Linked DNA regions of Homo sapiens: regions 1 and 2 are each linked to region 3. A link is a loop called in an ENCODE intact Hi-C map of the cell type or tissue named here. Cell type or tissue: mammary epithelial cell. All regions are shown on one strand. Region 1 holds the start of CNTN1 (contactin 1). Region 2 overlaps CNTN1 (contactin 1). Region 3 overlaps CNTN1 (contactin 1).

Region 1 (2,500 bases), 210 kb before region 3:
GTGTCCCAAGCCTGTCATAAGCTCTTTGAAGCTCTGTGAGAATGAGAGTTGTGTCTTATGCTCAGCACTTAAGATGGCTACTTAATTCAGATAGAAGAAGAATGTGGCTATTTGCAGGCAGAAGGCAACTTGATTCCTCACATGGTACTATATACTAAGACACCCTACACTCCCAGTTTTACACGTGGTAGTTCTAGCACGTTCCTTCATTTAAGGAGTCTCTTGAATTCCAAAATTTCCAGATTCCACCTGAATAAATGGCAGAGATGGCAACTGGACACAAAGTTATTTTACCCTGTTCCCTTCACATAAAAGGCAGGCTTGGGATCACTTAGGTTTGGGGGCATAAACATCCTCTCAGTGTCTGAGTACTAAAGAAATGATAAACTACTATCAATAGAAAAGTAACAGATCACTTAATTATCAATCAGTCTAATGGTGATTATTTTAAGACTTTTGCCACAAACTGAACTGCCCCAAAGCAAATCTCTCATGCAGTTTGGCCTTAATTTCTTTTACCCTTTTTTTTTTTTTGAGAGGTTATTATGCAGTGCTTTCCCGTTTAAAACACTGTTTCTACCAGGGAATATTAGGGGGTCTTCTGCATTACAGACTAAGCAATTCCGTCTTTTCTCAAGAAAAACTGCCATGTTACATCTGGACAAAAATGGAAACTTTAAAAAAAAACCTCACATCGTTTTATTTTCCTTTCTGTGTGTGTATTTTTTCCCACATAAGTATCTTATTATTTCCTAATCGAAGCTCATTCTTCTCTATGAGGCGCTGGCTTGGTATTTTCGCCTGACAAATCTCCCGGAGCAGATGGTCCCTTCAGGGAAGCTTCAGGAAAGTGCTGGGTGTCTAGTTATGCCTGGACCCTCCCTCCCTCTTGGGGCCCCAAATGACAAGTCATCAAACCAGTTTCTCTCCAGCAAGGGTCCTTGATCCGGTAGCAGCAGGTTTGGGTTTCAGGCACTGCAGAGACCCTTTGCAGTTGGGTTTAGCAGCTACCCAAGTCTGCAGCCTGCGCTGGTCCTGGGGGTGAGAGTGATATCCCTGTTGTCCAATCAGAGAAGCGGGTTTCCCTGTGGTCCCCGCCCCACTTTCCCTGCTGCCCCAATAACCGCCCTAAAAGGCCGGGCTTCTGCTGTCAAGTAGCCAGGGTGGGCTCCGCCGAGGCGAGGAGGGGCGCCGGTGGGGAGATGCGCTCCCAGGTGTTTGCAGCGGAAGTGGGAAACCTGTAGGGTATGGTCCAGCTGTGCCGCACCGAGGCGAGCAGGAGCAGGGAACAGGTAGGAAGCTGGACTTTTCCTTCTTTGCAGATAAAATAAAGAATGCGCATTTCCATGCTGTTGCTTCCCTTCCCCCAGCCCCGCCCAGCCCTCGTCACCCCCAAATCTCCTGTGGTCCCTGCAGCTCTCGCCGTGCGGCGCGGGAAGGACTGGGGCGGAGGTGGCTGGGGTGCGGGGAAGCAGGGGTGCGGGATGCCGGAGCCCTGGGGTGCCGGGCAAGGCAGGACGGCAGTGCCCTAGAAGAGGGCTCCGAGCTCGGGGTCTGTGTCTCGTCAACTTTCCTTTCGGAGGCTGCCGCCGCCAGCGCCGGGAACTCGCCCCAGGGATGCCATATCGCCTCGGCAGGGGAGGGGTGGGGAAGCAGAGAGGTCGGCAGCCCGGGGCCTGCAGGTCTTTTTCTCCCGACGCCGGCCCGCACCTGCTCATCTTTCCCATCCCACCTGGGCGCCTGGCTAGCGCATCCCGGAAAACCTGGGAGCGGTTGCGGAGAGGGGAGGAAGCGACTTGTTTGTCCCCTGACCCCTCTGTTAAGATCTAGCTCCCTTCAGGAGATGGGGGTGGGGAAGAATCCCTGCAACTCGAAGGGCACGTTCCGATTAATTACGTCTCCGTTGAGAAGGCACCGGCCCTTCTCCACGATCTGCGGCAGGTGGGAGGGAGAGACCGCGGAGCCACGGCCCCTTCCCTCCTAGCCTGGCGCTGTCTACGGGAACCACCTTCACACCTAGTTTCTGAAAGGTGGATTTGGCTTCAGGGATTTCCAGGGAGTCAAGTGATTGTGCCCGGATGGGCTCCGAGCGGCTGCGAGGCTGCCTCCCTAGGTGACCGCATCTGGGTAGTAGGTGTTGGCCCAGTGCCGGTTCCTGCAGGAGTCAGATTGCTGGGAGCAGTAGGCAGAAGAATTGCAGAGAGATCCGACGCTGCATCACCCTCTGGGACTGATGACACCCTGCTTTGAAAATTCCTGAAAAATTGGGATGATGGGAAAGAGGGAAAGCGGATAGCTGCGACCTTTCCTTATTTATTTATTTATTTTCATGCCAAACCGGGCATGGGTATTCGTACGTGTGCTTGTGTGTGCACATCTCCAAGGTGGAGCTATATATAGCTCCTGCATACCCAGCCCGGCTTCCCTGCTGCTGAGCCGGCTGCCTTGGCCTTCTCAAGCAATCTGGAAGCACTGAGTGGGCGGGGCAAAAGGGAATCCA
Region 2 (2,500 bases), 77 kb before region 3:
CTGGTTTGGTTTTGTTTTTCCCTCTTGTTAAGAATGCCTTACTCCAAAATGTATGGATAGATGACGTGTTGTGACATTTACCCAAAAAAGAGTTTTATTTCTTGTTTTTTTAAAAATTACCCCTATACAATTATAGGACCCACTACATAAGATCCAAATAAAATTTACAAAAACTCTGTAAAACTGAAAAACACAGTACTATACGAGTATATTTGTCAGAAGTCATTGTTAATTAAAGTTTCTTGCTTAAATATCATGGCAAATGATTAATTCCTGAACATTTCTTTAGGATGAGAAAACAGAATTAATAAATATAAAGCAAGAGACACTAGATAAGTAAAATTCTTTAAGGCTACTTTTCAATTTATATTATTAGTGAACATATATTACTAGTGAATATATATACTAGTGAATTTATATTACTAGTGAATATATATGCACACACATACATATATACTATAATTCATAGTTTATAAAACATAATATATGCACTATAATATATAGGTATATCTACTTCCTCATGTATGTTTATTAATACTGTTTTTAAAAGTGTGTTTGCTAAATCATCTATCAAGACCAAGAATAGATAAGGACAAGTATGTTTTGGGAAAAAAAAGTATCACTTTATTTTTTTTAAAAAGAAAGAAATTTAGAGTAATGATGATAATAAGAGCACAGCATAAAATGCTACATTTTATGCATTTCAATTCTGCTACAATGTTGCTATATTATTTGGATTTCCTGTTGTCCAGGTGTTGTGCACAGAACTCCCAGCATTACAGAATGGTTTAAATCTTCAAAGCTGATCTAGTTTAGGTATAAGAGGAAACTCACACCTGAAGTTTTTCCTTAGGGAGGGGAAAAAAGGAAGGAGATATTACTACCTATATATCTTAGAAGTCTCCTGATGCTGAGTCATGGTGTTCAGTTCTGCTGAAATGCCTCCTGGCTGAGGTGGCTGATTAACAGCTAATAAAATGGAATCTAGAGGAAAATGAGAAAGAATGGAGGGGGGCAGAAACTTAAAGATATTTATTGCCTAATGACACACACTAAATTCTGAGTAATAAGTAGAATGGCAGTGCTACTTGTTGGATCTGGCTGAGTTGACAGTAGGAGAATAAAAGCTCCCGTGCTGGGTGACAAGATCATAGCAGTAGAATTAATGGCCTAACAAGGGGAGAGTGTATAAACAAAGGGATTCAAGAAGCACTGCCCTTGTACTTATCTAAACCTCTCTGTCTTCTTTCTAGTCTCAACCCAAGCCATTAGCCAATCTCATTTAAAAGACATAATGTTCAGATAAAGAATAGTTTCCAGATCACGTAAGGAAAATCTAGAATAAGATGTGCTCAGTTCCTGCTTCCCACGGTGGTTATAATTAATTTTTATAGGCTATCAATTGGGAGGAACCAACAAAAAATTGATGAGAATTTTTAAATATCTTGTTTGGTATATATGAGGCACCAAAATGAGTTTAGATAGTGATTATTATGGCAACATATAATCGTATTAGATATAATTGGAAATGGAGACTGAATATATTACAAAAATATATATTAAAAAGGAAACAGGGCAAATGGAATGAGAGAGTAGTGAAACATCAAACATAAGATTTTGAAAGAAAAATGTACTTAAACTGTAGTTGATATACATTATTAGTGACTCAAAATCAATGTATAAAAAATTCTGAAGTAACAGGTTTACTAATATAAGGGTTTATAATTTCTTTAAAAATAAATTTTAAGGGTGACTTAGAGTGAGAAATAATTGACAATAATATTTTAAAGTAGAAAGGTGTAATATTTCTTTATAGGGAATAAATACTGATAGAGCTAAAATATATTTGTACTTATGTTGTAATAAATTGAAGTAGAAATCTCTCTATATATATTGAGAGAGAGGGAGAAAGTATAGTGTATATATATATATATATATATATATATATATATATATATATATACTCTTTATCTGTCTACCTAACTATCTAGTTTTCTACTTAGTAACTACTATAAGTGATCTGTAACTACCATAATCCTAAGTGGTAGTTACATATACATATACATATATATATATATATATATATATATACACACACACACACACACTATATATGAAACATATATACTATAAGTTAATATATAGTATAGTATATATATTTACAGTATATATACTATAAATATATACAATACAGTATATATACTATACATATACTATATATACTATACATATATAGTATACTATATATACTGTAAATATCTATAGTATATATACTATAAATATATACTGTAAATGTATAGTATATATATTTACTTATAGTATATACATTTACACATATAATTAAATGTATATACTATATTTACTTAGGATTGTGGTAGTTACAGATTACTTATGGATGATTAGGAGGCCTACAAGTATTTGAAAAGAGGTAATATACCCATTTTCAACAAAGCAAGCTAATATGAAAATTGAGGAAATCAGAGCTTATGTTTAGACAACA
Region 3 (2,500 bases):
TGTGTACACATTTCAAAAATTTTCACTTAAGTCTATATGTAGATAACGATGTCATGCACAATCAAAATAAAAAGCTAAAAATCTTTCCACAGATCATGTAATTGATTTTCCTGTCCTCTAAAAGAATTGTTGGCCGGGTGCAATGGCTCACGCCTGTAATCCCAGCACTTTGGGAGGCCGAGGCGGGCGGATCACGAGGTCAGGAGATCGAGACCATCCTAACACGGTGAAACCCCGTCTCTACTAAAAATACAAAAAATTAGCCGGGCGTGGTGGTGGGTGCCTGTAGTCCCAGCTACTCGGGAGGCTGAGGCAGGAGAATGGCGTGAACCCAGGAGGTGGAGCTTGCAGTGAGCCGAGACTGCACCACTGCACTCCAGACTGGGCGACAGAGAGAGACTACGTCTCAAAAGAAAAAAAAATTGCTTTTCATTCTTCACCTCTATTAAACTGTTTATTTTCCTCTCTGCCCAATTCTGCCTAGGAAAATAAATTAATAAAAATTTAAAATTTCAGGCTTATATATATTAAAAAGGAAAAATATGTTTATCCTGGCCCATATATTACCATGGTCCAGGTAAAAATTTTGTCCAGCCTCTGCCAAATGCTAGGATTCTTGCAAATCAGGGAGTATATGTGTTCTCAAAATCCATTAAAAAATAAATAGACTCCTATATTTTTCTCTGACATAATAGTATGGTGCAAGCAATCAGTAGGATTTTAATGTTGCTGTTTTAAATATGTTCGACTATATTTATACGTTGAACACTACAACATGTGTTTTCCTTTTAAAATTGTTTTTCATGCTTTTTTTTTGTTTTGTTTTTTTTGAGATGGAGTTTCGCTCTTGTTGCCCAGGCTGGAGTGCAGTGGTGTGAAGATCTCGGCTCACTGCAACCTCCACCTCCCAGGTTCAAGTGATTCTCCTGCCTCAGCCTCCTGAGTAGCTGGGATACAGGCATGCGCCACTAAGCCAGGCTAGTTTTATATTTTTAGTAGAGATGGGGGTTTCACCATGTTGGTCAGGCTGGTCTCGAACTCCTGACCTCAGGTGATCTACGAGCTTCAGCCTCCCAAAGGGCTGGGATTACAGGTGTGAGCCACTGTGCCCAGCCCATGCTCTATCTTAATTTATGTTTTCATTCAATTCTATGTCATGAGATTTCAGTTATGCTATTATATATTCTTTTAAAACAATGATTTAATGTCTTTTCAAGATGAAACCCCTATTGTGTCATTATTGATGAGTGCTCTAATGCCCTAGGCCATATCATTCTTAAGGTGATCCAGTAAGCAGTGGTTGAGGCAGGAAGTCACCAAATGACTCAAATCTAAGAATGCAACACTCCTGTATAAGGCCCTGCCTACCGCAGGAAGGCCCATTCCCACCGTGCTGTGTTTACCATGGTTTCAGTGAAAATGATTAACACTTTTTCACGTTTAATAGCATACAGGTCCACACAACTATGTCATTGCACTGGCTTGTTCACATATCTGTGTACTCTTTTTCTGTGAACTTCTTAAGAGCAAGCAAACTGTGCCTTTCTTTTTTGAGTCTTCATAGCTACATGCTTAGTCACAGTGGTGGATTTTACCACGGAGATGATGAAACTTAAGTAGCAGGGCCCTTCACCTGCATGAGGCTATTCCAGGGTCCTGGGTGAAACTTTAGCAGTGTAATCACATGGTCGTACATGATTGCAAAATTTTTAAAAGCAAGATATTTTAATTAGACTGCTACATGGTTTTGTATTTTCGTTTATATTAGTAATTTTATTTTCTTCTTGTCCTGAAAGAAGGCTCTCCAAATGGACAATTTTGGCCCCACAAAACCTTGATTGTCCCCTGTTGACATGCAAGGAACACTTATTTGCTTTTTTCTTGAATAAGTGAAAGAAGTAAAAGGGATGAGGAGGAATGAATATTTTATTAATTAATATATTGTAACATTTAAAATTAGCATGTCTGGCAAAAATTTTCCTTAAGCCACTAACAGAAAATGCTAACATCATCACCCTTGTGTAATGTCTGTGAGTTTACAAGCTCTTATACAAATGTAACTTCAATTGAATCTTTGAACCAGGCCTTCCGTTAAATGTAACCTTCAATTAAAGTGAATGATATCAAAATGTTTACAACTGTGCTATTTGTAGAAAAGACTTATTATACTCAATGGTTACAGAGGAAAAGAAACCTAAACACATGATTGAGTGACACTCATGATTGCATTGTGTCAATACTAGGATGTCAGCTGAAGCCTTCTGATACTGACTCCAGTCTTTGCATTACACGGTGTTTACAAATATATTTAAATAAATGAAAACTTATTCTACAAACGAAAAGCATAAAGTCACATAGGTTAATAATGTTTTCCTCAAATGATGAACATTTCCAATTTCCTTCCCTTTCTTTCTTCTCCTCTCCTCCTCTCCCCTTCCTTCCCCTCTCCTTCCTTCTAATTCTTTCCTTCTTCTTCTTTTCTTTCTTGATGCAGGTGTTT

Evidence for each region. Peaks named below come from ENCODE experiments on the same cell type or tissue, not always from the same donor. Only the 100,000 strongest peaks of a DNase experiment are listed, where the experiment ranks them.
Region 1: it touches region 3 in a loop (4-fold over the local background); 2 of 110 quality-filtered maps call a loop at or near these places.
Region 2: a loop joins it to region 3, with 3 times the contacts of the local background. A loop is called at or near these places in 3 of 110 quality-filtered maps.

The regions. Positions count from the first base shown.
Region 1 is chr12:40,691,301-40,693,800 of GRCh38, forward strand. CNTN1 (contactin 1) reads left to right here and starts at 1,139. Exons shown (of 24, transcript NM_001843.4): 1 at 1,139-1,292. In mammary epithelial cell, no CTCF peak of the experiment used is centred here; DNase peaks (open chromatin) are centred at 1,071 and 2,101; H3K4me3 peaks cover 1,641 bases; H3K27ac peaks cover 495 bases.
Region 2 is chr12:40,828,873-40,831,372 of GRCh38, forward strand. All of the region lies in intron 1 of CNTN1 (contactin 1), which reads left to right. Among named protein-coding and RNA genes, the nearest start is that of CNTN1, 140 kb to the left of the region's middle. In mammary epithelial cell, no CTCF peak of the experiment used is centred here; a DNase peak (open chromatin) is centred at 969; H3K27ac peaks cover 1,145 bases.
Region 3 is chr12:40,905,863-40,908,362 of GRCh38, forward strand. It overlaps CNTN1 (contactin 1), which reads left to right. Exons shown (of 24, transcript NM_001843.4): 2 at 2,495-2,500. Among named protein-coding and RNA genes, the nearest start is that of CNTN1, 210 kb to the left of the region's middle. In mammary epithelial cell, no CTCF peak of the experiment used is centred here; a DNase peak (open chromatin) is centred at 1,399; H3K27ac peaks cover 1,724 bases.